Regions from separate parts of the Homo sapiens genome. Here region 1 is linked to region 2. A link is an interaction called in ENCODE POLR2A ChIA-PET data of the cell type or tissue named here. Cell type or tissue: GM12878. All regions are shown on one strand. Each heading gives the region's core, and the rest is flanking DNA. Links, peaks and the distances in the headings are about the cores only. Region 1 overlaps EML6 (EMAP like 6). Region 2 overlaps RTN4 (reticulon 4).

What was found. Peaks named below come from ENCODE experiments on the same cell type or tissue, not always from the same donor. Only the 100,000 strongest peaks of a DNase experiment are listed, where the experiment ranks them.
Region 1: POLR2A ChIA-PET joins it to region 2 with 11 read pairs; 3 of 35 experiments call an interaction of 5 or more read pairs at or near these places.

The regions. Positions count from the first base shown.
Region 1 is chr2:54,800,117-54,816,455 of GRCh38, forward strand. EML6 (EMAP like 6) reads left to right here. Exons shown (of 42, transcript NM_001039753.4): 3 at 13,116-13,275. Among named protein-coding and RNA genes, the nearest start is that of EML6-AS1, 57 kb to the left of the region's middle. In GM12878, for the core only: no CTCF peak of the experiment used is centred there; no DNase peak of the experiment used is centred there.
Region 2 is chr2:54,973,522-54,989,358 of GRCh38, forward strand. It overlaps RTN4 (reticulon 4), which reads right to left. Exons shown (of 9, transcript NM_020532.5): 4 at 13,970-14,177; 5 at 8,994-9,132; 6 at 1,174-1,243; 7 at 300-346; 8 at 42-100. Among named protein-coding and RNA genes, the nearest start is that of RTN4, 69 kb to the right of the region's middle. RefSeq lists a silencer at 941-1,142. In GM12878, for the core only: no CTCF peak of the experiment used is centred there; a DNase peak (open chromatin) is centred at 3,820; H3K4me3 peaks cover 1,289 bases; H3K27ac peaks cover 2,881 bases.

The DNA.
Region 1 (16,339 bases), core at 3,472-11,471, 170 kb before region 2:
CGCCTGTAATCCCAGCTACTCGGGAGGCTGAGGCAGAAGAATCGCTTGAACCCAGGAGGTAGAGGTTGCAGTGAGCCGAGATCACACTACTGCACTCCAGCCTGACATGCCATGCAACCATTTGATTTCTTATTTTGTTTGCTCTGGAGGAGTTGGATTGAATGAGGTCCCTTAAAGGGTCAAATAGCTCAGATGTAGATGTTAAAGGTATCCCCCACTGTTCCATCAGATTGGAAGGTGATCCTCAAATGACGCTTGAATTCAGGAATAAACTTTAGCCACACACACGTACATACACACATATAAATATATGTATATATATTTTGGGGTACCTATTTTCAATATAAGGACTCTTAAGCATCAAACATATCCTAAAATAATCGGTCTTCAGAGACCCCTCCCACACAGATGCTTTTATTTTTCCCAAAACAAGCATGAATTGACTTAGAGGCTGGCTCAAAGATATAACGGCACCCTCCAGCATGGTGAATGCACTCAAGAGGGCATTGTCCCTTACCACAGCTTCCATTCCTTGCACCTGGCTCCAACCCCTAGGACATCAGATACTTGGATGGGTAGATGGATGAACCACCATTCTGGATAGTAATTTTCGTGGTTCCCAAGCAGCTTTTTTACTCTCAGTGGATGAAAACCAATACGGGGGAAGAGAAGGGAGGCAGAGGTGTTACTTACCTCTGTATAATAGACATGTAGGATCCTCAACTCCAGCCCAGGTAGACTCTTATTGGGGATTAAATTTGATCTAACATGTGACGTCTCTGGAACAGGAGCTGGTAAATGGCAGACTCCAATTTCATTAGGGGTCAAGGAGCTAGAATAAAGTTACCCTTCATGTTATCTGTTTCCTTGAATTTTCTTAGCCCTGGACATTAAATTCTGTTCTTTAAAAGTCGCTCATTGAGGCCGGGTGCAGTGGCTCACCTCTGTAATCCCAGCATTTTGGGAGGCTGAGGCGGGCTGATCATGAGGTCAGGAGATTGAGACCATCCTGGCTAATACAGTGAAACCCCGTCTCTACTAAAAATACAAAAAATCAGCCGGGCATGGTGGTGGGCGCCTGTAGTCCCAGATCCTCGGGAGGCTGGGGCAGGAGAGTGAATCCGGGAGGTGGAGCTTGCAGTGAGCCGAGATCTCACCACTGCATTCCAGCCTGGGCTACAGAGCGAGACTCTGTCTCAAAAGAAAAAAAAAAAAAAAGGTTTCTCATTGGAATTGAAAATTTCTTCCTATGACGTGTCTGAGAATATGAAGTAATGAAAAGTGGGCTGGGTCAGCCTTGGCCTGAAGTGATGCTTACATGAATTAACCATCTCTGGAGGGATACTCGTGTCAAAGTAGGAGTTTATTCATGCTTGACTCTCCAGTGTGATGTCTGGGATTGCTTGCGCCAGCTCTGAGGAGGGCGTGCTTGTCTTTCTTTGTGAAATAATAGAATATGGATGAATCCGTTTCCCCATGAAACCATTTCTGTTGAACTAAAATACAAAGGAAAATCGGTGACCTTGAATTAGGCTTGTTTGCAGTGTTATTAGCTTTCAAAGGCCCTTTCATTTCCATTTAATGATTTTCTTCTGAACAAACTATTGTAAGAACCTAATGCAATTTTTCAAAACCAACATCACAAACGTGGTTATTATTTTGTAGCTAATTTGGTTAGAAAACTATGAGGCCCTATGTATTAAAACGTCATGCCATCACTTCTCAGAATGGCACTTTTAAAAACTGGATTTTAGTCTTCTGGATAACGATTTCTTGAACTACTGTTATCAAGAATAAGTGGTATTTTTCATGATCTTTCTTGTCTGGAGAGTTCGTGACAGGAATTTTGTGCATGAAGGATGCCTGTGTTGTTGAATGTGTTCTTGCATCCATCTTGCTCTTACTCAGATGTCTGAAGCTATACATGTCAACTTACTCATTCAACATGTATTTATAAAAGTGTCCATTATAGGCTAGGCACGGTGCTGTTCTGGGGGTCATCAATGGAAAAAACAGACTATAAAATCCCTGCCCTCCTGTAGCTAACATTCTTTTAAAATACTGATGGCAGAATTTTAAAACACTGATGGCAGAATTGGAAAGAATGCCCCCGATACAAGCAAGAATGAAATACAGTTTTTATTTTCTGCATCTAAAAATCACAATAAGTAACTTACCTCGTACTTCTAAGAGTTTGAATTTTTTTAACTTGGTAATAATTTTAGTAGGCAGGGTGCAGTGACTCACGCCTCTAAGCCCAGCACTTTGGGAGGCTGAGGCGGGCAGATCGCTTGAGCCCAGGAGTTTGAGACAAGCCTGGTCAACATGGTCAAACCCCATCTCTACAAAAAAATAAAAAAATTAGCCAGACATAGTGGCATGTGCCTATGGTCCCAGCTACTCGAGAGGCTGAGATGGGAGGATCACTGAGCCCTGGGAAGGTCGAGGCTGTCATCATGCCACTGCACTTCAGCCTGGGCAACAGAGTGAGACCCTGTCTCATACTACTACTACTACTACTACTACTACTACTACTACTACTACTACTACTGCTACTACTACTACTACCAATAATAATAATAATTTAGTTGCTCTGATAAAAGGCCATGTTACTTTACTTATGGCTACTATTTGAGTGCCCACTGTGTCTCACACCCTGTGCTGAGCGTTCCCATTTACCCCATTTGGCAGATGAAAACTACAGCATGTTCTCAACTCAGTAGAGAGACACACTCTTACACATGGAATCTTAAAAAGGTTTTAATTAGTCACTTACACCAAGTTCTGTGATAGTTCCACAGTGACTGAATCCAAACTGCGCAGAATTGAGAGTAGTGGGCAAGAGTCAACGATGGGTTTCCAGTTCTGGGAACTTGGGAGACTGGGGTGAAACAGGTCCCCTCTTTCCTGCCCACTTACTCCTCCAAACACCAACTTGCTGGATGAAATATTACATATGATCCTCATTGAAAGAGAAAAAACTTGGAAAGAGAACAGAAGGGAGAGGAAAAAGATGAAACTGAAGGGGAAGGGAGTTGTTCTTAACCACAAGAGCAAAACAAAAGCCAGAGCTCCGTGTGAGCTGCCATAGTGTGGTGTCTGTAGTTTCTGTATGGCCAGGAAGTGCCCTTGGAAGCAAGTTTCATGAACATAAATGATCAAAGCCAACTAAACTGGTCAATTAGTCAAACTTGGCTTCCTTAGAAAAGAATAGGACCTCAATTTAGCCCTATTTGTCAGCTAGAGGAGTCAATGCAATTGAGGGGTAAGGGGTTGACAGTGGTAATAAATCATTGGGCTTTTTTCTCGGCTGTATCTTTGCCTCATACCTTCGTCAAGCCACCCTAGACCCTCCTCTAGCAGCTCCAAGCCCCTTTTGTTTGTTGTCACTTCTATTTAAGCCTTTGCCTTAGGTACCAATTAGTGAAGTGATTATCTTAAAGTTGCCATTGTCAATGCTTTGGAGAACGCCTTGCATTTTGACCAAGCTGGTGAGGGAATTGTTAAGTTAAAGATGAACTCTGCATGATTAAGGTATCAAAACGGCTTGAAGACTGCCATTTTAATGCACCTTTCACAAGGCTGTGCAACTCTATACTTAAATAAGTGGCCAGTTTTGTTTTTAAGTGACGAGCCACATGGAGAAAATACTTCCAGGATTTCAGTTTTGAAACAATTGAAATTCTCCTCCTCTTAGAGTGTTAGCTCCTGTGTGTGTGAAATACAGCTGGTCACCTCTCCCTGTGGTGCTGACTCTCCACTCACGGACCGGGCACCATCTGAGATGTTTGACAGAACATTCTGAGGAAATGGAAATGATGAAATCACATTGAATTCAACAGTAGAATGATAGGCCATTTAATGCAGCCTTAATCTTGTGGCTCAGTTGGTGTGGTGTAATATTAGGCTTGCATTCTACCTTCCAAATCCCTTGATAGTATAAACTAGCAAATTAAGACTTACCCTGAAAATGACTGTGTGCTACACTACAAGAAAGGTAGAATGCTCCAGGAGCAGTACAGATAGAGGTAGTAACATTTTGCCATCTGGCAAAGCCACTAGACCAGATGGATTCATTAATGACTTCTCTAAAGTATTTAATCAGACATTACTGAAACACATGACTGGCATATTTAATTATCCTAAATTAACAGGACTTCTGCCAGATACAACCCTCAATGCTTGAGTCATACTCCTTGCTTAAAGAGAGGAGGAAAAAAGGATGACTAGCTCCAGAAAGCTGGATTTCACATAGACCTCTCTCATTAGTGAAACTTCTCATTAGCAAATTGTTGTGTTACAGTCTTAGGCAGTATTTCTTCTTTTTCAAAGAATGCACTGTAAGACTAGCCATGCTGATCAAATTCTTTTATCAGTAGCAATTATACTGGTGAGAACCTCTGCGAGTTGATAAATGTGACATAGCCATCAGACAACCCTGCCCACTTCCTGCCTGTGGAAGACTTCTAAACCAACAGATGCCTTCTTGTGTCAGTTAATCAATTTATATTTCTCCAGGATCACTTTTGTTTTAATCTTTGTATTTGTATCAGAACAATGGAGACACAAAATAACAGAAAGCATTATAATGTAAATTTGCCCCTGCTCTAGTCTTTCCTATCTGCAATCTACTTTTCAAAGGAACACTTCTAATTTTCAGGACTGTTCTCTCTGGTGGTTACTTCCACATCTCAAAACAGTATGGTTAATGGCTATTTCTTATTTTCTTTAGACATGTTGACTTCCTTTTAACATACATGAGGATGTAGCTTAGGTATACCATTCTTACATCACTTTTCTTCTCCTCCCTGAGGGTTATTTTATTTTTTATTCCCTTAACGTTTACCTTTGTAGCTTTAGGTTATATTTTCATACCTTTTTATTTTTGGGATTGTCAACTAGAAACAGTATGTCTTGGCTCCTAACATATGTTGAAGGTATTAGTGACTTGAGTATTCCACTGAATGCTCCAGAGTTCTTTCACTCAATGTAATATTTTTGAGATTCATCCATGCTGTGGATGTCACTAGTTCCATTTCTGTTTATGGCTGAGAACAATTCCATTGCATGAATAGATGATAATCTATCCATTCACTTGTTGTACGTGTGACCTATTTCCGATTTCTGGCTCTTTTAAATCTGTGAAGACTTGTATGCAAGTCTTTGTTTAGACATTTCCTTTTGGTTTCCCTTGGATAAATTCTGAAGAGTGGAATTGCTAGATCATAATGGTACGCATATGTTTATAAGCAACTGCCAAAAGACTTTTCAAAGTGATTTATCATTTTACATTTCCTATTAGCAATATATATGCATTCCAGTTGCCCTGTGTCTTTAGCAACACTTGGTATTATCAGTCTTTTTAATTTTAGTTGTCCTTAACATTGTTCAAGTCTTCCAGCATATTTTAAATTAAGTTGTGTTCTTATTAAATTATAAGCATTTTTATATATTCTGGGTAGAACTTTGGTGATTTTGTTGTTTTTTTCTTTTCATTCTCCTAGTCTGTGTTTTGCATTTTCATTTTCCTAATAGTGTCTATCAAAGACCAGAAGTTTTTATTTTTAAAGTCCAATTTCTCCTTTGTGTAATGGTTCATGCTTGTTTGTTCTCTAAGAGACCATTATCTTTCAGAGGTCACAAAGATTTTCTTATATTTTTTTCTATCAATTACTTGGTTTAGCTCTTATACTTTTTGAGTTTTTTTGCATATGGTAAAAGGGAAGAGTAAGGTTCACTTTTTTCCATATGGATACCTAGTTGTTCCAGCACTGTCTGTTGAAAAACAATCCTTTCCCCTGATGAGTTATCTTAACACTTTTGCTGGAAATGAGTTGATCATATAAATGTGGGTCTCTCTATGGATTCAATTCTATACCATTGATTTGTATGTCTATCCTTATAGCAATATTCTGTCTTAATTCCTTTTAATAAAGACTTTAAGCAGAACTTCTACTTTTGTTAACATTTTTTCTGACATATACATGTATGTATATACATATATATGTGTGTATGTATATATACATGTATGTATATATGTCTATATTTTAGATCTTTTCTCCTTAGGGAGGCATCTTCAGATAACTGATCTTGTCCATTCCAAATGGTTTTTACCAGTTTAAATCACAGAGAATAGTCTTATTTTTAAATTCAAGGAGAGTTCACCATAGCTCTCTATGTACATGAGTTGCTCGGACTTAGAATGTCTGTTCCTGGCCGGGCGCGGTGGCTCACACTTGTAATCCCAGCATTTTGGGAGGCTGAGGTCGGTGGATCACCTGAGGTCAGATATTCGAGACCAGCCTGGCCAACAGGGCGAAACCCTGTCTCTACTAAAAATATAGAAAATAGCTGGGCGTGGTAGCACGTGCCTGTAATCCCAACTACTCGGGATGCTGAGGCAGGAGAATCGCTTGAACCTGGGAGGCGGAGGTTGCAGTGAGCTGAGATCACGCCCTTGCACTCCAGCCTGGGCAACAAGAGTGACTCCGTCTCCAAAAAAAAAAAAAAAAAAAAAAAAAAAAAAAAGAATGTCCGTTTCTGGGGGTGAGGGGTAGGTTTCATGTGGGTCTATCACATGGTGGTTAATTAATAACAATACCACCTATATAGTGCTAGGTTTTAAGTGCTACTGTTTTAATCACTGCTTTAGGATTTATTAAGTACTCATAGTACCTACTTTCTTTGAGGTAGGTACTGTTGTTATTCCCATTCTTATGGATGAGAAACTGGGGCACAGAGAGGTTGAGTAATTTGCTGAAGGTGATATATGAGAAACTGTTCTTTGCCAGTAAGTAGAGGAGACAGGTTTCAGTGATGCACTTGTCACGGAACAAACAGCTCTCCAGGAGAAAAAAAACTATGCATACGCATTAATAAACTTATACACTTTACTGACATAAATAATATATAATGCACAACTTACAAATAATAAAGTGTCATACTTTTTATTCCACATGGCCAATCAATTCTGATAGAATGCTTTTATTGATTTTTTTTTTCCTCTTTTTCTAAACTCCTATATCTGTGGTCAGTCTATGGTTGCAGTTTAAGCATGACTTGACAAAATCAAATGAGGAATAAATTCTTGATTACCATCTGGTTCAGCAAAGAAGTTGTTCACATCATTGGCAAATGATTAAAGTTCCAATATGTATATGTTTTACATTTTCCTTATTAATGTAAATAAAGCTATCAGCCAACATTTGTGTTGGAACTACACTTGTTGGTCAGTGATGTGAGAGAATATTGAGGACGTTTTCTCAATTTTATATATTCACAATGTAACAGCTACAGAGTGACACGCTTTTATGTTTATTCTGCATTATCAACATTTTATCCTATCTCTTAAGTCTAGACAATCAACAAAACAATAAATTAAGCCCTGATTTGTAGCACTTAGTGATTTCCATGATGTAAATATACCCACTATGGCTGACTTCAAGCCACCAATGTGACATCATTGAAAATGGAGTTGGGAAGAGGTGTGGAGTAACACACCATCTATGGTATTTCTACCATATGGATAGGATAGCAATAAATAACCTCACAACTATAGACAACAGTGAAATGTAGTAAAATAATTACCAAGTGACGAGCTTTCAGTATGTATTACCTTTGCTTTTAATATAATTTATGTAATTGTAAATCAATATAATACCTAACAGTGGCTGTGATTAACTGGTTTACAAAGTTGCTAAAACTTAATCAGTTTTTGGTGGCCAGTCTAAGCTGGCTCCAATCATGCCACTGTATGGCTGTATTTTTAACCATTCTTTTATACGAAGGTATTGCTGGAATATAGTTTCATACCAGTAAGTATAGCATACAGTTATGGCAAGGTATTAAGTTTATTTTACTAAATCACATTCTCATTAGATGCACCACTCATCAAGCTTGTTAAAGTCCAGTTTTAGGGACCCCCCCTGCTTAACTATGGATTATACGGGTTCTGTGGGGTTCACACAATTCAGGAAAATGGCAATGAATTTTGCTGTTTTGTCCATGTTGCTGTCATTCCTGTTTGTGCTGCCCAAGCCCACCAGGAAGGCAGGGCCCTCTCTGTGGTGTCAAGATCACAGTTGTGGTGGGGTACTGAAGTGCTAAGCGCATCTCTTGGGACCAGGACTGGAACACAGCCATCCCCATCTGAGGTTCCACTACCTCCAGGCCACTGTTCAAATCAGGCCTGCCTTTGCCTTTTCTGCCTTGCAGATGAACATCCACTGAGGTTGGGTCACTCCCCCTTCAATCCCCAAAGCAGCAACCTCCCCTTCTGTCGTCAGACAATGCAACCTAATTTTGATGTGCCTCTGCCTCTGACATGGAAAAGCTGCTCTCAAGGTTATCTTCAGGGCAGGGAGGGAGAAGGCTTTCATGCTTTCCTGGTGAGACTTTTTTTTTTTCCAAAAACAAAACAAAAACAAAAAAAACTAAACATATAAATTATTACTGAGAGAATCACTGAAGCAGCCTGGGCAAAAATGAAATGAGGCTTAAGAATTGTGAACATTTTTTAAATGCTGCACTTGGAACAAGTGCTCATAAAATTTTTTGCCTCAAGGAATCAAGAATGATTAATATTGATGAGTGTTTTGTTGTTGTTGTTAAACTTCATAAGCAAGGCTGTTTCCTTCCATGACCCTTTTGATTCTCATCTTTTCTTTTTCACAAGATGTTTGGAAATCTTCGTGATCTTATCTGACATCAGGAAGACATGCTTTTCCCTCCTGGCATGCTAGAGAAACAAATCAATTTCTTCTCCCAGATAGGTTGATGAAAGTCCTTCTCTGCAGTGCTTTCTATTGCTATGGTAACAGAAGATGGGATTTCCCAACAGAACTAGGTTTATATATTAAAAAACAGTTCTTTCAAAACTTGATCCTTTTTTTGTTGCCATATATAAAATACAATAAATGGAATAAACTGAGTACCAAAGGAAAAACAGTCACACCAAAACTTTTTATGTAGGTGTGGAATGAGACTTTCATTGTCTTGAGACTCGCAATGAAAGGGAGTCAACTGTAAAAGTTTTAATATTGTGACAGTGCTGTCGTAGCTAAAATAACTTGCAAAAGTTGCAAGTCTTCTTAGAAAAGCAAAGAATTAAATATATGGACTCTCAATAGGCAGATAGACTTAAAATAGAGATAAGTAGTGTCCATACTTCCAGTCATAACATGGTAAAGAAGATGACAAGAAGCCCAAGGTAGAATAAGCATTTTGTGTGATGGTGGCACTCTCCGCTTCTGTGACTTGCGCTATGGGAGGACACAATAGTTGGCCATTTCTCATGAGATCTTATCAAAAGCCCAGGGATTCAGGGGACAGGGTTCTTTGCATCACAGTCCCTCAATTATATGCAAAGACCTGACCTTTTAATCTGCTGGTTGACTAACAGCATGGCTGGAGGGTGACTTCTGAGGCTCAGAGCACTCAGAAAGGAGCAGAGAGCAATTGTGAGGTAGGTAGAAAAGGATGGACTTGGTTTCATTTGGGGAAAATTCAAACATAATACTTCCCTGTCATTTAAAATGCTTCTGAACTAAAATTCCAAAGATGTGTGGAATTTTATTTATTAAATAAATACTTATTAAATAAATCTGTAACTCCACCATTATTGATACCTTCTATTCTCTTGCAAATCTAGTGAGTAAAGTTCGTGAGCTTTTCTCCTTTTTTGAGGCTTAACGTGCTTTTGAAATGACATGACAAATTTAAAATAGAAGTAAATGCCATTTGGCTGTGCCCTGGATGAGACATGGATGCCATTTGGCTGTGCCCTGGATGATACATGTCACTGCTGAAAGGGGTGGAGTTTCTGGGAAGCCTGATGGGAAAGGTAACAAATAGTAAAGTGAATAAAGGTGGTTCTCTGTTCTTGCTATTCTTGACATGGACATAGATAAATGGTAACATTATGAGTCACTCTAAGCAATCATGTTACATCAAGCCAGAGAGGTGATGTCACAGACTCTGGCTCATGAAAGGAGAAAAAGCTCATTTTCTTAATGTACCCAAATGGCAAAGGAGGACTGGAGAAAGGGCTGTAAAGAGATGATTTAACAAACAGTGTGAAGGAACTTCTGGCAAGAAAAAAAAATTGCAATGTGAACTTTTTAGTAAATGTGGTAAATTTATGGGCTTCAATATGAATGAGAAGAACAATAACCAGCATAAAAATACTTTAAATCCAAAATGTGAGGTGTTTTGGGGTAGCACTGCTTATTGAGTAACTAAGGCTCGTAAGTTATTTGAAGACTTGTTGAAATCTGTTTATTCCATTCCCCCCAACCCCGTCATTCAAAGAACTGCAATAAATCAGGAATTATGGAATTAGAACAACTGCTCGGAGCAGTGATTTATTATTTGCTTCTGGATGCTTCAGAATCTCAAGAATCTAACAAGTATCTCAAGGATTTTAAAATAGAAGCTGTGATCACAGCAAAATAGTATAATTTATATCTCTTGAAAGTGTTTCTGGCCTTCCAGGGGAAATATGCTCATTCTTCATTTTCTAGTCCCTGGGTAGAACCTCTTGCCTATTGCAGGGGGAGAGGCAATATGGCAGCCAAGATGGTTGGCAGCATTCACTCCCTCTTCAAGTATTTTGTTAATGCCTACTCTGCTGTATGATGTTCCAGGAACTGTTTAGAGTGATGGAAGACAGCCCCTGCCCTCACGGAGCATACAATCTAGTCAATCCTCTTCTTCCTAGCCTTTAGGACTCCAGATGTGATGCTAACCTGAGCAGTCTCCTTGGTTTCCCCACTAAAAATTGGATAGTTAGGCCATCTTTTCCCAGGATCAGGCTCATAGGCTTCAAACTTTACTGTAGCCAGGCTCTGTGAGTTACAAACCTTGTTGCCCGCACAAAATCTTCTGTCAACTTTAATGTGCCCAAGCTTGTCCTTGAGTCTCAAACATACTAAGCATTTCCCCCTCTGTTCTCACCCCCAGTAGCTCTTGACTCTTCTTTATCCCCTCTACCCATGTCTTCCCTCCCTGTCTCTCCCTGGTCCCTAACTGACCACCTTGCCTCTCCTAACACCCCTCACAGATCTGTCCTTACCCCTGCATTTCATCACTGCTAGGATTACCTTCCTAAATTATGGAACTGTTTATGCTGTGTCCTGCTGAAAATAGTCAGTGGTACCCTAATTTCCTGGCCTGGCTAAGGCAGCTTTCAAGAGCTGCCCCTGCCTGCCTGACCCATCTCATTTTCTGCCATTCTCTGTAAGACTGAAACTGTGGAGGACATTGTCTTTTCACGTGAATCCCCTTTGCACCTTGTCTTTCATATGAACTCGTGTCTTCCCTAATGTCCTGGGCAGCTGGTCACTCCATCCTCCATCTTTCTCCATCCTCCATCTTTCTGTGTTACTGTGTATGTATATTGACATATCGTGATTATTTCTTTACATGTCTCTTTCCTCTGAAAGTGGGCTCCTTCAAAGATAGCAGTGTGATTTCTGTTTATATGTCTATGGTACTGTCCCTGACATATCATAGGTCCACAAGGGCCTGTTGAATAAGTGAATGAGCTAAAATATACTGGTTTATCAACAGGGTTTTCAAACTGCTTCCATCCACTCAGCTTAATGAGCAAACATGGCATGCCATAATCTTGCAGTTTTCTGGGACATCTAGGTACTTTGAAATACCAGGTGTGTCTCAACAAAATTGAGATTGGGAGGGTCCTTTCTTATTGATAATCTCTCACCAACTGAATGCTGAAGTGTTCTACAACCTTAAAAAGTTAAAAGCTTATAGCATTCACCTGTTGTGAAAAGCAACCCTTCTATATGGGCTATCTTTTTGTATTACTTGCTTATGAAGATTCCTGAAGATATATTTTCCAGCAAGCACTTTTCAGATGTCCAACATGGATTTAAAGTACATATGTTGTTTTTGGAAGCCATATTATATTCACACAGGCATGTTTATGTTGGTTATAGATATATAATGCTGATTACACAAAAGACAAAATTTGTATTCAGTGTTCGCTCTGTACCGGGCACTCTGCTAAGTACTCTAGATTGACTATATCATCTATTTTCTGTATTATCTGTATTTTTAGATGAGGAAACTGAGGCAAAAGATGAAGTAATTTGTCCAAAGAACCAGAGATACTAAGGGCAGCCAACATGCAAATCCAGTGTCTGATATCAGAACATATACTCTCATTAACACCATGCCAAACACTGAAAAAAAAAAAAAGTCTACTTCCATTTACTGTGTTAAGCAGATACTGAAAATTGGAATGGGAAAATTTGTATTTGTTGATTGTATAAGCAGAAGTTTACACAATGAGCTAGTTTGCTATATAGGTAATGTGCTCTTGATTCCCAACGTCTGTTTTTTAGAAAGACACAACGCCTATACACAATGAATTTAAAACATTAGGGTGATTTTTTTTTTTTAATCTAGGAAAAATACTTCTCAACGGCTACTGACTCCTTAAAATACCAGTTGGTATTTGACGAAGTTTCATTTTTATCGAACTACAGAGAAAAATTGCTATACAAACCACAATTGTAATTTGTAGTTCTTTGGTGTCACAGTGATCTATGTAAAATGGAAACTTTAACTTAAAATTTGTAATCTATAGCAACAGACACAGAAACAGCACATGACTCTGGGACCCATTCATGCTTTGAAATCCTAATGAGGATAGTATCTAGTGCTTCTGCAAGTATGTTTAATTCCAAGAAGAGAACCTTCCCCTAGTAACAACATTTAAAAAAAAATTAAAGTCAAAAGCTAACTTGAAAACAAGTAATATTTTGAATATCAATAATTAAATTTCACAACATAAAGCAATTATAAAACTATACAGACGATTTTAAATTGAATAATTACAATCACAACAGCACCTAATTTTCAAGGTAACCAATGGGTAAGACCAAATGAGATTGTCAGACTGTGCTAAGCCTCTCTGCTAAAGTGAACATTTCAATTAGTCAAATCAAGTAATTAATTACTTTGGGGACAGTTCAGACTCTTTCTCTTGAGATCACCTTGTTAGATAATTTAAATGAGAAACAGATTTGGATAAAAGGTGATCAGTGTTTTCTTCAGTTGGAAGATGTGAAAAGAAACCTTTTCTCTTTCAGCCTTGCCTTACACCCAGACAAAACTCTCGTTGCAACTGGCCAAGTCGGGAAGGAGCCATATATATGCATATGGGATTCCTATAATGTCCAGACTGTGTCTCTTCTTAAAGATGTCCATACACATGGAGTTGCCTGCCTGGCTTTTGACTCAGATGGACAGGTGTGTATCTTTTTTTAGTTGTTTTATTTAATGACTTCTCACAACTCACTTAAAACTATAATAGGAATAGCCAGTAGATTCAAAGTCCATCAACCCTTGCTGGTTCTTCTGGCACAGCCTCCTAGAATTTTTCACCTGTTTTTTCCCCTTTAAAGCTATGGCACTAACACCAAACTCTGGACAGGCCTTGGTTTTTGTTCCCCTAGTCCCACCATCTGGTTAAAAAGCATCCATAAAAGAAGTCATGAATTCATGGTGATCAGGTTCACCATAGCCCAGTAATTCTACTTTGTTGTCTGTTGTTAGCTTCCTATTTGGAGTAAGGGCTAGACCAAGCCTTATTCATAGACGTCAAGCCCTGAGCATGTCTGTAGTACCTCTTGCTTTCAAAAGATGACATCACCTCCTAATAATCCACTGAGAAGATTATCCTTGACTCTTTACCCCTTGATGTCACTTTTAGCTGCTTCTACCTGTCCTCTCCCAATTCAGTCTATCATCAATTCCTGGGTATTCATGTTTCTTTACAGTAACTGACATCCTCTCCTTTCCATTCTTCCTGCCACTGTCCTTTAAGTGCTAATAAGTCAGTGTCATGTCTGACTTAGTTGAATCTCTTAGTCTCCTCACAGGCAATTTCTTGCTAATGCATTTCATCAACTGAAAACGGTGTGAAAGCATTGTTTAAAACCAATAAGAGCTTGGAGTACTCAATGAATAAAGTCCACACTTTGTAGGTGGGCATTCTATTTTAGCCAACTTTTCTAGACTTTTATCCGTTGTGCCCTCATAGTCGAATTGGACAAATCTGCAAGACTCCTATAGCAGACCTTGCATGTTTGTACCTCTGGGCCCTGCCTCAGTCTGTCCTGTCCACCTGAAGTGTCCTGCTCACCCTTTTGCCCATTGAAGTGATTCAGTCTCCAAAGGTTTTCACAAAGCCTTGCCAATCCCTCCCAACAACATTTTCTCTTCTTCCTTTGACTTACAGCAACACTGGGCAGAAAAGATAGGTTGATACGTTCTAGAAAAGAAAGTAAAAACGGAGGGGTCATTCCTGGCTCCGGCTGCATTCATCTCCTCCCTAAGGCGGGGCCTCTTCTCCTCATCTCCCCAACCGCCTCCGTTTCCTGTGCCACCCTTCCTCTGTCTCTCTCACCCTGCGTGTTTCTGCCTGTTAATTCCTTCAATCTAATTTTTGACAAGTTTCAGAGTTAATTCTGTAAGTTGGTGCCATGCAAAGATCTGTGAAATTATTCATAGAGGCTTAACTGAAAGTCTGTGGGAAATTCAGTGGATTATAGGAGTTGACCTGGGTTGAGTCACTTTTGAAAAACAATTAGCATTTACTTGCTGTTTTCTGCTATTTTAAGAGAGCATCGATCACTAGTCATTTTTCTTTCTAGAACTAGATTTATTACATATGTAGACCCCTGGAATATATGTTCTTTATTTTACTCCTTTGTAATCTCATCCAGTTAGTCAGTTTAATGCATGCATTCCCTTTTATGGCTACATAAAGAGATAATAGCTGGATGCTAGTATTTGTTCAGGCTTGCAGTTATATTGACTTCCTGAATAAACTGAAGTGAATCAGAATCCATACACATGTACAAGTATAAATGTATGCTTATGTCTGTACTGGTATGCACCTTCTCTAATCGGATTTTGTTATTCAAGCAAGCATTCTTTATCAATTTGTTCTGAAGTGTCACAAGAAAATGTAATGCAGCAGAGGAAAATCCAGCTTTAAAAATCCAGCTTTAACTTCATTTTTGTCCATGTTAATTTATGTTAGAATCCTAGCTATTCTCCTTTAGGTTTCATTTTGAAGGATGGTGGGTGGGGGTGGATTGCATGGTACTTAACTGTCAGGTGAGAGAAATAACCTCTTGTATGTTAGCCATGGTGGATTTCCTGGCTTGTTGATGGCTATTTCTTCAGGTCCTCCTTACTCCCTGGACAGAGTTCACTGGAATCGAATGATATTTAGAAATGACAAATGGTCCATCACCTCACAATAGACAAAAGGCAATAAAAATGCTTTTCAGGTAGCTATGGGAACTGTCACTACAGATGAACAAAATAGGTTTCTTTCAGCTTTTTCTCCATCAGGAAATGTGGGTTTTACTTCAGTGCCCCTATTTGTGTTCACTGCTTTTTTTCTCTTGAATAAGCTGAATGGAATTCACCCATTCAGATTTTCTTATGAATAAAAATACAACCACATCTTGTTTCCATTGCTGAAACCCTCAGTTAAAAAATTATAGCAAAGAAATTTCTTAAGGACACATTAAAAAACCCTCAACGATGTGTGTTATATTAAAAATTCCTAATGGAAGCCATCTTTAGTGAAGAAAGCTGAAGAATCCCTGCATAACAGCACATGTATACATTTAACCATATGTGGCTGTCTGTTTCATCCACACTGTGAGTGTGCATATACACAGACACACTCTCGAATGTACTCAGTACTCACACACTCTTACACTTGGGGAATACCATATTTTTAAAACCCCTTTAATTTACATACTTCACTTGACCCATACAACAATCCAATAATGCAGAAGGAATGATTATTTTTTATACCCATTGTACAAATGAGAAAAGTGAGATTTAAGGAGGTTAATTTTGCAAGGTGTTATGTCTGGCTACTTAAAAGCAAAAAGAAAAGCCAAATCTACTTATAGTTCAGATTTCTTACATAATACTTTCTCCTTATAAGTGATATCCTGCAAGAAACTCTGATTTTGGTATGACTGTTGCCTGTTTTTCACACTTTTGGTTTTGTATATAATCATGTGGGTTGCATTTTATTCTTACTTTAAGGACAGGTTCTGACCTGAACCCAGGGAATTTAGGCTGGGAGGTGAAGTACCAGATTACTTCTACTTAGATTATATTATCTTGTAGTCACCTTAAATGTTTGTGAAATTATAGAAAACTAAAAATTAATGTTCATTTATTCTATTCGTCAAACCCTTAAATTTTAGCAGTTGGAAGCTTTTAGACTATAGAATTCTGGGTTCTATTAAATCTCACATTAAGATTTTACCTAAAAATT
Region 2 (15,837 bases), core at 235-8,234:
ACCTTATCCTAGTAAAAACACTGCAGATTTTAAATACTTACTTAGCCATAGCATCTTTAACATTCTTATTTGCAAGTCCTAGATAATGATCTATCTGTGCCTGAAAGAGAGGTATAAAGGAATTATTACCGTTGCTAAAGAATCTTATTAACCACTACTATGTGTCAAGCTAAAGGCTTAAGAAACCATCACACTTCTCATTTTTGTAAGACATTGAAAATGGGCACTAATACATCCGTAAATCCCATGTAATAGAGTGAGTGCTCTATTCTGAAGTCAGCAGTTAGTTAGGAAATTACCTGATGCCGTTCATAAATAACAGGAACACTGAAGAGTGAAATGAGAGCTGAAAAGGGAAATATACAACTTTTCAAAAAGAACGGAATGATTTGGGAGGAATAAACACTCAAAAAACTATTAAACTGGCAACTCAAGATAACCAAGCAGTGTTCCTAATGAATGAATAAAAACATAAGGATCTCTGGATGCATCTGCTGTTGAGGAGCCACTCCAGAGGAATGAATGAACTGTGTGAGGCTGCAGTTATTAGAGCTAGGAACCATTTCTAGCTTCAAATCATATCACAGTGAGATTTCATAAAATAAAGGTATCCCTGGTTAGATTTATGACTGCACCATCATATAAAGCCACCCTTTATCTGGTTTATCACTGTTTGTTAGTAGGAGCTGTCTTCAGCAACTAAGGTAGCATTTCAATAAACCGGGAAGCAGTATCACCAACTTATTTAAAGAGAATACAACCTCAAACTTATTTTGAGATGGAGTTTCACTCTTGTTGCCCAACCTGGAGTGCAATGGCACGATCTCCGCTCACTGCAACCTCTGCCTCTTGGGCTCAAGTGATTCTCCTGCCTCAGCCTCCGGAGTAGCTGGGATTACAGGCGTGCGCCACCACGCCCAGCTAATTTTTTCTATTTTTAGTAGAAATGGGGTTTCACCATGTTAGCCAGGCTGGTCTCGAACTCCTGGCCCCAGGTGATCCGCCCACCTTGGCCTCCCAAAGTGCTGGGATTACAGGCATGAGCTACCGCGCCCGGCCCACATTTTCATCCCCTACTTTTCATACAATGAGAATATTCTCCACTAAAATGTCTAAGCTCCTGGCACACAATCTTTCCAGCAATTTTTCATCCCAATGGCTTTGTAGACTTACCCAAAATCAGTAGTGTCAGACCATTAAACAAGGCACCAACATAGGTAAATACCCACATCAACACTGCAAACTATAAGAAAATAACATTAGCCCATTATAAACAAAATTCAAGTAAAGTTTCTTAATTATGCTTTCAAAAGCATCCCATCTAAATGCCTACCTACAAAAGGCATACAACTTGAAGACTGGGTAAAGTACCATGAGCAGTTCACTATTAAGTCACGAGTCTCAATTATGAATTTCAAAATCCTAAAATAATTAATAGATTTGACCCATTTTCTCTGGACTACACTACCAAGTAGTTGATTCTGCTGAGATCAGACAATATACCAAGGGTGCATCTTACCCCTCCAGCCCTAACAACATTTACCTTTTAAATGGGAAGACTATAAAGGTGTTATGAGAATTGTCTATTAGAATTGATTTCAAAGTATGAACTAGTTGAGTGCTTGAAGATATATGAGCTGAATAATTCAGACATTAATATCTCAGCTGATAAGCAATAATTGGGCAAAGAGTACTTATCAGGGAAATTACGTTTCAGGTACCAAAAATATCACCTCTAGCCTTTGAAGGATCAGGCACAAAGTCAGTCTGAATTTTGTTAAACATTGGTCATCATCAGTTCCTTTGCTTTCTAATTCAAGGCCTTCATGTGTATGTCTGGCAATCACTTTGACCTACTTAGTAGGTAACAAACATGATGCCACCAGCTACAGTGATTATTTAGGCTTATGTAACACTATAAATGAAAAGGGGAGTAGTAGAGCACCCCCATTATCTAAAGCGGGGATCAGCAAACTTTCTCTGTGAAGAGCCAGACAGTAGAATTTTAGGTTTTATGGGCCACATAGGGTTTGTGTCTCATATTATTCTGTGTCGTTGTCATAACCCTTTAAAAATGTACACCACCCACTCTTAGCTCCCACACTATACAAAAACAGGCCGTGGCCCAAACAAGCAGTGGTTTGCTAACCCTTGATCTAAAGCATATATCTTTCTCCATGTATTAAACGAACTCTGACTGAATGCTTACTGACCATTAATTAAGCAGTCAAACATTAGTAAGCATATTTATTACAGCTTAGGAAGACACTTTGGATGACTCTACCAAGCAACAGTTCTACAAATAGCAACACTCTGGTCACCCTAACTGAATTTAACTAATGTTCAAGTCAGTAAATATCAGGCATTCTTAATATCTGTCAATTGAAAAAAAATTTTTTTAAGCTGCCGTATTCTTAGCAATTGCTATTGGAACCCCTGGTAGAAAGGTTTGAAGGATGACTTCAGTTAGTAAGGCTTTTCTCTCACAGTTTTATAGACTCCTATTGCTGAAGCTAAATATAACTTTTGCACTTGAGCAAGTTTACTATAGAGTAAGAGAGTTATTTTTATCCATCACTATCCACAAGTCTAAAGGGAAAAGTGTTGACCTTCCATATTTTAGAAGAAATTACTCTAGCAACGAAGATGCCCTTAACATGACAGAAGATAGTAACAAACACAAGCTAAAATAACTCCTCATTTGGTCATTACAGTCACTGACAAGGCTTCACTCCAAGTCCACAGGGGAAAAGCCCAAGACTTCACACCTGAGCCACTGTAGGGGCTCAAATGTCACTTGCCTCTTTGAGAACACTTCCTAAAAGCCAGGCTATCCCAAGACAAAGAGAAGAACACAGGGAGGTCTCAAATGTCCTTAGGGCCAGGCAGGTGACATACATGTATGTGAGAGGCTGGGAGAGAACTGAGGCACACAGTGATATGCATTCTTCCTCTCAAAGGGGCACTTACAACCCTGCTCCATACGCTGTGGCCATGCAAATATTCCAGGCCAGTGTTGCCAGAAATGTACACTTTTGTGTGCTATCATATAATTTTTAAATGTTGCAGCTATGTTGAGAAAACTGAATACTTCGGCGGCCCAAAACAGAAATAGTGGTTAAGTGTATTCAGGGAACACACCACCAGGAGAGAAAGGGGTGGCAGCAAGAACTAACCTAGAGAGTAACCATTATTAATGGGAATCCACCACAAATGATGGATTTGTAACATGGCAGGAATAAGGTCAATAAACACTTTAAAGAAGCAAACAGGCTGCTCTCATTTTGGACTTAACAAATTCTACACGATTCCATGGCAAATACTTTGCAACATTATAGCCAATACTTATTAACTGAAGAGGTCAAAGCTTATCTCTCCATTGCACAGTATCGAGACTGGAGGAAGGAGGCCTAAAATGTAATGAAGATCTAACAAATACTTACTGAAAAGGGGCAAGGGCCACATCTGGTTTATCTTTCTTCCAGGGCAATAAGAGAATTAAATTCACTGTGTATAACACACCTGATTAAAGAGCTCTGCAGATTTGTGATGTTTCAATTTGGGGGAAGGGGTATCTTTAAGGCAAACGGTGGGAGAGTGCTTAGTAAGATCTCAGAAATTACTCTGGCAGTTCTGACCATTTCAAAACTTTCCTGCACTCTCAAACTCTAAACTCTACTTGCCCTTCTGTGTCTCCTTCAGATTCATTCATTAGTTGGTAGTTTGGACTCTCTCTATATCCCCAGCCCACTTCCTTCTAATTTTTCTGAGAGCTCAAGAAACCTGAAAGGAAGCTGTCAAAATGTGAATGTTAACAGCTGCCTATGAGCCTGAGAGCTAGATTTTAGTGTTCTTCTGGGTCAGCTATTTCTGGAGCTCAGGCCGTTTTTTTTTTTTTCTTCCTCTCACTTTCAGATTTAAGATTGTGTTCTGGAACATTATAGTTGCGCCTCAATTACAGAAAAGTAAGAACCTCTGCTGAAAATACCTGGTCTTAGTCCCTAAAAAAGTAAAATTATTAGACAGCTTTTTGGGATTTGAGGTTTCAAAAGACAGGAACCTGCTAAGAAGGCTCAGTCAGACTCAATTAGCCCAAAAGCTGAGCCCAGTAGGCATTGTCATATGCTTTTCTTTCATAATTGCGGGTGGGAAGCGAGGGGAGGGAGGATTTATAGTTTAATGCCACAACTTTTTAAAACAGTGATTTTTGCCATACTATTTGACTAGGAAAATGATCGTTGCTCACTCTATAAATACTTGAAATCTTTTCTAGGACTTAGAAGTTTGTAGTTAATTGCAAAGGAGCAAAACAAACGGAATATTACACAAGAATTTAAAAGGAGAACTCTGCAGAACATGTCTTATTTTTATTCGCCCAAGTCAACCACCAGGAAACTTGGACCAGGCACACGGATACCCATCATTTCACACCGGTGTTTATAAAAGGACTAATGAGCCCTGGAGTTTGGTTATTTTTTTGATCACATTTTGAAAGGCCAGGCTCCTCCTTCACTGCCCCCGCCAAAAGGCAATAAGCAAGGAAAAGGTTTCACATGCTAGCAAGAGCGGCTCTAAAATTTCAATTTCTGAGGAAGATGGTTTCACATGGAAATAGTCATAATTGTAGGCTGGGCATGGTGGCTCACACCTGTAATCCCAGCACTCTGGGAGGCCAAGGCAGGCAGATCACCTGAGGTCAGGAGTTCGAGACCAGTCTGGCCAACTTGGCAAAACCCCATCTCTTCTAAAAATACAAAAATTAGCTGGGCGTGGTGGCGGACACCTGTAGTCCCAGCTACTTGGGAGGCTGAAGCAGGAGAATCACTTGAACCTGGAAGGCAAAGGTTGCAGTGAGCCTAAGATCGCACCACCGCCCTCCAGCCTGGGTGACACAGCGAGACTCTATCTCCAAAAAAAAAAAAAAAAAAAAAAGAGCTAGTGATAATTGTGACCCAGAATCTAAAAATGTAGATATAAATTTGAGGGCACACAACAGATTTTGCATTTATGAAGACAATGAGTTATAGAGATACTTCTTTCAAATTGTTGTTTAAAAACTATTATTTTGTAAACACAGAGCTTGATAAAAATGTCTTTTCTAAATGACAAAAATTTAGAAATGAGAGTAATTTCTACTACATTTTCCTGAAATTAAGATGGTTTCCATTTTCCTAGCTATGAATCATATAAAATCAATGTAATTCCAATAAAAAGCTACTTCCTATAAATTTTAAAAAACTCATTGTTATTTAAATAAGAAAAAACATTCATCTCAACTGGAGAGACTGGAGCTATTAGCAAACTTCCCATAAATTTAAAATCTGACTGTAAGGCATTAAAATAAATCCGTTTAAACAAGGTAAATACATTTTTCCTTATGTTGAAAAAGTAAAAAAAGAATGGGAATTGGAAAAACATTTTTTGCTTGCTTTAGGGTGACAGAATATAACTTTCCCTACCAGTTTTTGTGGCTAAAAGGCAAAAAGTAATACAGTCCACTATTAAGGAACTTAAGATTAAGATTTTAATAATTTTTTTTTTTTTTTTAAACAGACAGGGTCTCACTCTGTTGCCGTGGCTGGAATGCAGTGGTATGATTATGGCTCACTGCATCCTCCACCTCCTGGGCTCAAGAATCCTCTTGCCTCAGCCTCCCAAGTAGCTGGGACTACAGGCATGGGCGACCATGGCTGGCTGATTTTTCAGTTTTTTTTTTTTTATAGAAACAGTCTCACAATGTTGCCTAGGCTGGTCTCAAACTCCTGGCCTCAAGCAATCCTTCCGCCTTGGCCTCCCAAAGTGCTGGGATTACAGGCGTGAGCTACTGTGCATGGCCAGGAAAACCTTCTTCTTTTTAAAATGCTCTCTATATAAACAAAAACTGTGGTGGATAAGTGTGGCCATACACAGAAGTCTCTCTAGAAAGGTAATCCTATCAAGCGTTTTTATAAAAAAGCAAAGTGATTTTTATCAGCTTCCTTTTTTCAATAAAAGCTGTTTTAAGGAAGTATTCAGTATTTCTGTATATTCAATGGAAACAAACACATGGAATCTGTACTACTCATATACAATGACATTAGGAAAGGGTTTAGCTAAATTCTTGTGTGGCAAAATCACAAGGTTTATCGTTTATCAAGGAAGACCTTTCATGTACATTATCAGAGTGTGCACCTGAATTACCAAGGGCTTTACCTTTCATGGGGAGAAAAGGACAGATTCCCTGCCTTATTCATTTGCCTCTAGATTTTGAGATCTAAATGCCAGGTTCACTTTAAGTGCTAACATGATGAGGCAACTGTTACTTATTTGCAGTCCTAAATGAATTGCCAGCTGGGGAAGTCACCAAGCAGGTTTCCTTGAGCTCTGGGCTTGCCAAAAACACAACTCAGGGAAACCAATCAAGTACGTTTTTCTTCTCTTCTCTTTTTAAAAGGATTGCTAATCCTTAAGGATAAATTATAATTTTAATGAAAGTCCTTTTTTTCAATACTAAGAAACAACAAGTGTTCCAGAAAGGAAATCTGTCTCATCATGTGTTACTTTCTGTTACTTTCAAATTAGCAGTCACTCAATGCAAGAACTTATCAAGTTCGATTTCTCTCATTTATGCTAGCTTCCTCATGAATAACATAATTGCTTTTACAAAAAAATGTAGTTTTCAAAAGAAATTAAAATATAAGATTTAACAAAGAAATTATTTCTCAAAACTTTTTTTAAAAAGTCCTCATATTCGATTCTCAAATACGTGTGCAAAACAGAGATTTAAAATGTTTCTTAAGATCTCATCAGCCCCTTTCTAACATTTTCTCTCTCCTCTTGCCCCGTATCTACACAATGGACTGTGTATGGATGAAAATTTTCTCTGAAAGAATAAATAAGTTTTCTTTTGATTAAAGACAAGTGGAAACTTTATACTCAAACTCAGAAAACTAGAGCATAATGAATCATTCCCAGATCAATTTTAAAAATAGATTTATTCAAGAATGACATTTCTCTCAAGAAAAATGTTAAATTGTAGACATATAGCTGCCTTCACTGCTATACTGTGCAAACATCGAGGATGACTTTTGGTGTATCTCTGTTGCCGTGTTTATTGAATCTATAAAAACAACAAGCATCTCTCCTCTCCCCTAAGCTCACCAGGCTTTTCTTTGAAGTCACCTCTCTCCCCCACCAATCTTTGACTACTAAATTCAGAGATGGTCCTTTGCTGTTTGAAGCTCTGAATTACTACTTACAGACAGTATTTCTTCTCAGTCAATTCCTACCCACAAACCATCCATCTTAAGCGGCATCAGTACCTCCTCCTCAATCACTTTTCACACATGTTCTACCCTAGAAGTCAGCTACGTATAGAAGGTAATAATACATGAATAGGAACTGGTTTCCTCTAGGCTGTATGTACAAGGTTCTATTTCATTTGCTCCAAAATATTTTTAGTTGATCTCTTTTGAAACTTATTAACCAAGCATGCCAAACAACATAACCGTAATCTTTTTATTTACAGACTAACATCAGATCATTTTAAAACACCACTACAGATTTAGTCACTAAATGCAACCACTCTATACGAAAGAGGTAAGTAATAAAAGGAAACTACATTATTTACCCTTGATGTTATTAGGAAGTAACTTAAGTTCCAAGTCATAAATAAAAATAAGAGATGCGGCTGGGCGCAGTGGCTCATACCTGTAAGCCCAGAGACGCAAACAGCTGAAAATAACGTATCAACTACTAGGTTATAAAGGCTAAAATGTTTTTGTTTTTTTTTTTTAAAAAGCACTTTAAGCACTTAAACCTATTCTGACCAGTTCAGAAATTGTTTTTCTGAGTCTAAAGGCCCAGTCACCTTATTACTACTATATCCTTGGCATGTGTGATAAATATAAACTAGAACATTTCTCTTGGAAATGAAAAATGAAAAATTATGAGAATTACCACCACTACATTTCTGCCCAGGCTTAGATTGGAAACAAGTCTGCCTGTTTTCTGCAGAGTCACAGGAAAGAGCATATACAACACAAATGACAAGTTCTATGAAAAAGAAAAGCACTACAGGTCCAGTGCTTCAGGCTTAAATTACACAACTGTGGTTTAGTGCCTGTTTCGTCAGTCAGAACTTTGGGAGAGTTTATTTGCAAGGTGAGACTCTTAACAGCTGCTTATGTAGCGAGATCCAAAAACTAAAGAAAAACTTCCAATGATTACCAGTTGAAGATTAGTTGAAGTGTTTCAGAATATTAAATCTTATCTAGAATAAGAAAGAGTCCAAGATATGAAATAGCTTTCATGTACATAAGTGCTAGACTGTAAAGCAAAGTCAGAATGAATAAATCTGATAATGCATTAGACGATCTTTATGCTTATAGTCAAAATTCCGATTAATTTCCTTTCCTTTTAATCTTTATGATTTCCGAAAGTATTACTATATATATATATAATTTTTTTTTGAGACAGAGTTTCACTCTTGTTGCCCAGGCTGGAATGCAATGGCGTGACCTCAGCTCACCGAAACCTCTGCCTCCCGGGTTCAAGCGATTCTCCTGTGCCTCAGCTTCCTGAGTAGCTGGGATTACAGGCATGCACCACCACGCCTGGCTAATTTTGTATTTTTAGTAGAGACGGGGTTTCTCCATGTTGGCCAGGCTAGTCTCAAACTCCTGACCTCAGGTAATCCACCCGCCTCGGCCTCCCAAAGTGCTAGGATTACAGGTGTGAGCCACCACACCCGGCCCACAAGTATGATTTATAACTTATTCTCCTTTAAAAAGGAATACAGGACTCTCTGTATTAAGTATGACCAGAAAAAAAAAGGGAATAGCACTTCTTCATCCTTATTTGATTGGATTCTGAATTTTAAAACACAAGTTTACAGCCATGTGATTTAATTAATATTTATCATTTACTTGAATATAGAAGAACAGAATTTTACACTCAACTCTCTTGATACTAAATTCTGGGTATATCAAAAATGAAAGGCAAAATAAACTTACCTTCAGAGAATCAACTAAATCATCAACTAAGAAGAGGCGCCTGAGTTCCTTTATCGTGCAGTTCACATGACCAAGAGCAGAATTACTGTACTTCTGAACCAACTCCTCAGATATAGCAACTTCAGATTCCAGATATGCCCTAGAAAACAAAACACATCATAATTGTCACTAATTGGAGTGATTTTCCCCTAAATGTCAATCAGAAATTATATATCTGTAAGAAATTAAGAAAATATTCTACTATAAAAGCCAACTGTTTCCAAATTAGGGGCAATATAAAAACTCAGCAGTAAGGGGTATTTCCTTGATATGCACTGTCTGCTGACTAGCACAGAAAAAGCATACACTTTGAAGCCAGACTGATCTGGGCTTGAATCTGATGCTCTGCCACTTACCTGGCTAGGTAATTTTGCAAAGTTATTTATTCTTCCCTCTAAACTTAGTTTCCTCATTTATAAAGTGGAGATTATCATGAGAATTCAGTGAGAAAAGTGCCTAATGCAACTGAGCACAAGGATGCACTCAGTAAATGGTAGTTATGACTATGGTTGTTTTTTTTTTTTTCTTAAAGTTGACACTATGTTGTCTCATCACGTTTTCCTAACAAAGATCTTTTTCATTTCCAAATCCTAAACTCTCTCAGACTAACCTTTAGGGGAAATTGTTCAATATGTCAAGCACCAGATTGTAAAGTGGCTGCCAAAAGCACAGTAGCAATCCTAGCAAAACATAAGAGTTACATCATCTAGATGTTTTAATCCATACCGAGATGGCTAAAATTGTTAAATTTAAAAGTATTGTATTGGTAATAAATAAATAAATAAATAAATAAATAAATAAAAATACTATACTGGGGAAAAAGTCAAGTCCACAGGAATGTAAGAAACAGTTTCATTACTGTTTCAAAGAAGCCATTTTATCTTGGCAGGGTACAACCAACTCAGAAGTGCTGAGTGTTCCCTCGTATCTGTTGGAAGTAGTCCTCATAACCTCCCTATGTCTCAGGATGCCAGTTTCTTACAGTGGAAATAACATCTTAGACAACTCCTTGTCCCATAGTTTTACCTCTGCAACATGCCCCAAATATGTCTCCTGGTTTTTATTCACAGTGCCATCACTCTATTTTAAGCACTTACTATTTACGAGCTGGAATATTCTATCACTCTCCAAACCAATCTCTGATCTGCCTGCATCCAAATCCATTCCGTCAGCCAATGCCAGAATAACCTTATGTGAGCTATCTTAGATAGTGCTGTCTAGGCTGAACTCAAGCAAGAGTTAGAAGACCTGCCACTACCTAGCTATACAACATTGCAAAAGGCATTTAACTTCTCTGGGTAAGTGCTCCAACTCTGTAAATTTGAGAAACAGACTTTCCTCAGTTCCTTCAGGCTCAAACATTCTGTGATTCTATGACTCCAACTTTTCAACCAGGGACATCCTCCTAAATCTTTCCAACCTTACTTCCAACTACTCTTTATGTTGCAGCCAGAAATGAGTCATTCACTAAGTATTTTTTAACCTTAATGTAGCCCTTATTAATCATATGGTTTTCCCAATCTGCAATGCTCTCTTACCTCTGGTGATACCTTATTTAGCCAGTTAGCCCCATCTCAAATCTCACCCATACATAGAGCCTTATCTGCCAATCTCTTTCATAAAACCCTGATGTTCTCTCTCACTCCTGTATAATTCTAACAATGCTTTCTTTTGTGTTAGTCTTATAGTATTTACTAGATTCAGCTCTGAAATATAGACACATGTATACTTGTATATTTTTCCTACTAGAGTATAAGCTGTTATGGACCAGGAATGTATCTTTACTAATACATGGTCTAACACACTGTTAGACAATTATTAACAAAAAACTGAATTATTAATATCAAGTTAAAAATACTCAAATACTCGCACTGATATTTAAACCAGCAATTATTTGTTTACCCAAATTTGAGAAATATAGGAAAGTGGCTGATATAACCCTGGTTGGTATTCTGCTTCTTTGTACCACTGTTACTTGTTCTTGCTGAAGACAAGATGCCTAAGCAGAAGCCATAAAGACAGTACTCCCCATCAATGACATCCTGTAGATATTTACACTAATTCAACTGACATTTATGTGATATTAATACAATGCCAGCACTGTTCATCACTCAGTAACCACAGGTATTAGATACAAACCACATAATATCACCTCTACTAGTATGATTAAGGGGTACTAGGAAAAACTGTCCAACAAGCTTAAACTGGTATGTTGGCTGAATTTACTTTATAATGACTATAAAAGGACTTTAAGAATATAAAGTGTTTCTAGCCAGGCACAGTGGTGCATGCCTGTAGTCCCAGCTACTTGGGACATTGAGGCAGGAGGATTGCTTGAGTCCAGGAGTTCGAGACTAGCCTGGGCGACACAGTGAGACCCATCTCTTTGAAGAAAGTTTAAAAAATGAATAAAGTTGTTTCTAAGAAGGAAATAAATCACTAATATTTTCCAAAAACCTCAAAAATCAAATGATGTGTAAAATTGGAACGGTAGAAAATTTAGAAGTTTTGGCTTGACAATATTTTTACATATTTCAGCATAACTAATTAAAAATCATACTTCTTTATGATTTGTGGCTTGATAATAATATGACTCGGCCTTTTTTTTTTTTTTTTTTTTTTTTTTGAAAGAGTCTCGTTCTATTGCTTAGGCTGGAGTATAGTGGCATGATCACAGCTCACTGCAGCCTTGAACTCCTGGGTTCTAGCAATTTTCTTAGCTCAGCTGCCTGAATAGCTGGGACTACTGGCATGCATCACCACACCTGGCTAATTTTTAATTTTTTGTAGAGATGGGAGTCTCACTATGTTGCCCAGGGTGGTCTCCAACTCCTGGCTTCAAGCAATCCTCCTGCCTCAGGATCCCAAAGCACTAGTATTACAGGCATGAGCCAACACGTTTGGCTGGCTCTGCCATTTTCAAACTACAATTTCAAGTTACTGAATTCCAACTTTTTCCCCATCACCCCATAAAATGGAGTGATACCACCTATCTCACAGAATTATCACAAATTTAAAATAAACTTATTAAAATATGTACATAAAAGGTTAGACACATAGGAGCTATTCAATAAATGTTGGTCTCTCCCCCTAAACTTGTATAACATCATTACTTCATCACAAAGAGAAAGCCAGAGAAAAATCACCAGTCTTTACAATAAACAAAATAATTCAGTAGGTCTCCTCTTTCAAAGTCTGTAAATCCATTTAAGTTTACCCATTAATATCAACTGGATCATGTTGTAGGTAGGTACATAGTCATATGCCCAAACAGATATTACCTTGCCACAAATAGTTTTTTCCTTTGTTTCCCCTACTTTCAAGCTAACAAGTTAGAAATAGTTTTTAAATTATCTCAATCTATTTGAAGAAAAATGATCTCCTTATGCAAAACAATTAACATTTCAAAGGCTTAGTTAATGCAGTAGGAACTGAATTTTCGGATCATTTGGGGTCAGGGTTAGGAAATTCTCCAAAGAGCTGGGTCTTGAACCAAACTAAGAACCAAATAAAAAGTATGACTGAGGCAGCTAAGGAAGGCAGCATGAACATGGGTACAAAACTCTGGAAGGGGTAAATGAGAGACAAGACAAAGACATATGGACTTCATCCTACAGTCTATAGAGGGCCGGTGCATTTTCTTTTGTTTTTTTTCTCTTTAGAAAAAAAGTGGTACTTCTAGAAAAATTAATCGGACATCATCTGTAAGAACTGAAGTAATCCGAGGTAACTACAAGTCAATGTAGTAACAAATGGAGTCCAATTAGGGGTCAGCAAACTTTCTGTAAAGGGCCAGATAGTTAAGCATTTTAGGCTTTCACGTCCATATGGTCTCTCTTAAAACTACTGAATTCTGCTATTACAGTACGAAACCAGCTACATGAATGAGCATGGCTGTGTTCCAACAAACTATTTACAAAAGCAGGCAGCAGACTGCATTTGGCCATGGCCTTGCTTTACAGGCCCCTGGTTAGACTGAGGAAGCAGTGGAAAAGAACAAAATTTTGTGATTTTCCTAACAATATTTAGTGATTTTCTTTATATGAGATGAAAACAAAGATAACATCAAAACAGGAGCCTGAAAACTAGCATGGTAGTGGTGTTATGGATAGAAATTAACAAGTTTGAGGGGAAAAGTTCATTTAAAAACGTGGTGAATTAGTCGTTGTCGGGCGTTGGTTGGGGAGTTGAACTGTTAATAAGTAGGAAGTTTCTTTTTGTGCGATGAAAATAGTGATGGTTGTAGAATTCTGTGAATATACTAAAAACCAATGAGTTTTATGGTATATGAATTATATGTCAATTAAAAAAGAGGGGGAAAAACACGCAGAGTATGAGGTGAGGGCAGAAGACTCAAGCTGAGGTTGTGTCTCCATAGCAACTATATAATGCTATAGTATACTTGTGAAAACAAGGGTAGAAGATGATAGTTGAGAGACAAGGAGATGCTGAAATAAAGCTCTCCAAAAAATAATTAAAAAGTAAAGCCTTAAGAAACGAGAAGAAACTAGATAAAGAAAATACATAAAGAAAAGCATAACAGAAAACATCAGCATACTAGAAAGATACGAAATATCAGAAAGCACGTTATCAGACAGCATAAAAAGCAATAAAGAATATCCTCATCAAACCTACCCATGTTAAAAAGATACAACACTCATTCAAGTAAGATAACCAATGCTTAACTCTAATAAATATTCCTAACAAGTAGCAGAGTTAGTTTAATGATACATAAACAGTCTCCTCCATCATGAGCCTTTAAAACGACTTTTAGAAAATCTCAAAAGCAGATGTTTTTGGTATAGCTCAAGCAAATAACTGCAATTATCTTTAACAAAAAAATGCATGCTTGTAACTCTATAGACAGTAGATGAAGTCTTAATACCAATCCTGTTTACACTATTGCCAATGCATGCCTTGTTTTCCAGACATCTCACCTGAATGGGTGGCCTTCATCTGATTTCTGGATAGCTTGGATCACACCCTTGTATATCCTAAAGCTGATGGTCACAGAGAGCAGGGCCAAGGCAATGTAGGCTGTTACGCTCACAATGCTGAATACTGTCAATGAAAGCAGCAGGAATAGGCTGGCACCAAACACCACTCCAGTCTTCTTAATGTCTCTCCAGTACAGGAGGTCAACAACTAAAAATTGAAAAAGAAATCTGAAATTAGAATGTTATTTTATCAATTTGGATTTGCTCCATCTATGAAAACAAAAACGCTACTACATAAAGTAAAATCAAACCTAAAAATTTAAAGAAACACTAAGTTAAAGAAACACTAACTTTATAACCCACATTTTAAACCCACTCTTAGTTGTATATTAGTATAACACCTTTATTTTTGACCACGAAATGTTTTTTATTCAAATTTATTTCTGCATAACCAAATCATTCTAGCCATACACAATGATTAAATGTCTCCAAAGCCTAGAAGACTTCTAATCCAAAACAAGGAGTTACTTAAAATAATCTTGGGGGCTGGGTGCGGTGGTTCATGCCTGTAATCCCAGCACTGTGGGAGGCTGAGGCAGGTGGATCACCTGAGGTCAGGCATTCCACACCAGCCTGGCCAACACGGCAAAACTCCGTCTCTACTGAAAATACAAAAATTAGTGAGGCATGGTGGCGCATGCCTGTAATTCCAGCTACTCGGGAGGCTGAGGCAAGAGAATCGCTTGAACCCGGGAGGCAGAGGTTGCAGTGAGCCGAGACTGCACCTCTGCACTCCAGAATGGGCGACAGAGCAGGACTCTGTCTCCAAAAAAATCATCTTGGGGTTTTTCATCTCATACAATGCATGCTATATATTCAAATAATTCAATAAATATATTCCAATAACAGAAAAAATATTAACACACTAAAATGAGATACTTCAGTGATACCAAAATATATTTATATGCAGAAAATAAATTTAAAAAGGCCGAGATACAAAAACTACACATATGAATGAGCTTTTTTTCTTATTTGATTTTTTTGTGCTAGTAATAACTCTGCTCTTAAGATCTGTCTTTTAGAAACAAAATTGTAACTTAACCTGGCTATCATTAAAAGAAGAATTTCCTACAAAGAAAAAGACAAAACAAACAGCCTTTCGATTACCTGAAAAGCTACTTCCTTCTAAGAGTTGATAGATATAATGCCATAAAAATTTAGGGGTCAAAGAAAAAAGAAAAGTAAATGTGTTACACATTTACATAATGTTTATTAATAGTAAGGAGTCAGACAAAGCCCAATTTAGCATGTCTGCTCTTGGACATGGCCACAGGGCCACTGAGGGGATCAAGTAAGCATAGCCTGATGTCTCAAAATCGGGTTATGCTCAATGCAAGGAGAACCCCGAAGTGTGCCAAAGTGCTCTTGAATTCATAGGCTGATGTAATTAATCTCTCTCTGAACTGTGAACAATTGGGAGAAAAAAATTTATAGTAAATATGGATATACTCTTTCTAAGAAGAGGTGACATCAAAGAAAAATCACAGTTTTAGGGCTGCTTTGGTTTTGATCCCCAAGGTCCCCTAAGATGTATGTAACTTTCCTTTGCTCTTAAGGGTACTTCTGTAGGGAAAACTATGTATGTGAACTGCACAATGTTGGATATTAGTACAAAGCCCTTAACTGCTGCTAGTATATCATGAGTACTGTTTAGGATATTTTAAATGCCCATCACTGTGTCCAGTACATAGCAGGGATTCAAACACTTATTTCAGTTGCCTAAATGGTCTGGCTTGAATGCTATTAATTTAACATTCTATATATGATTTCGAAGTTTGTTTTCAAACTCTGATTTCAACTATTTATTC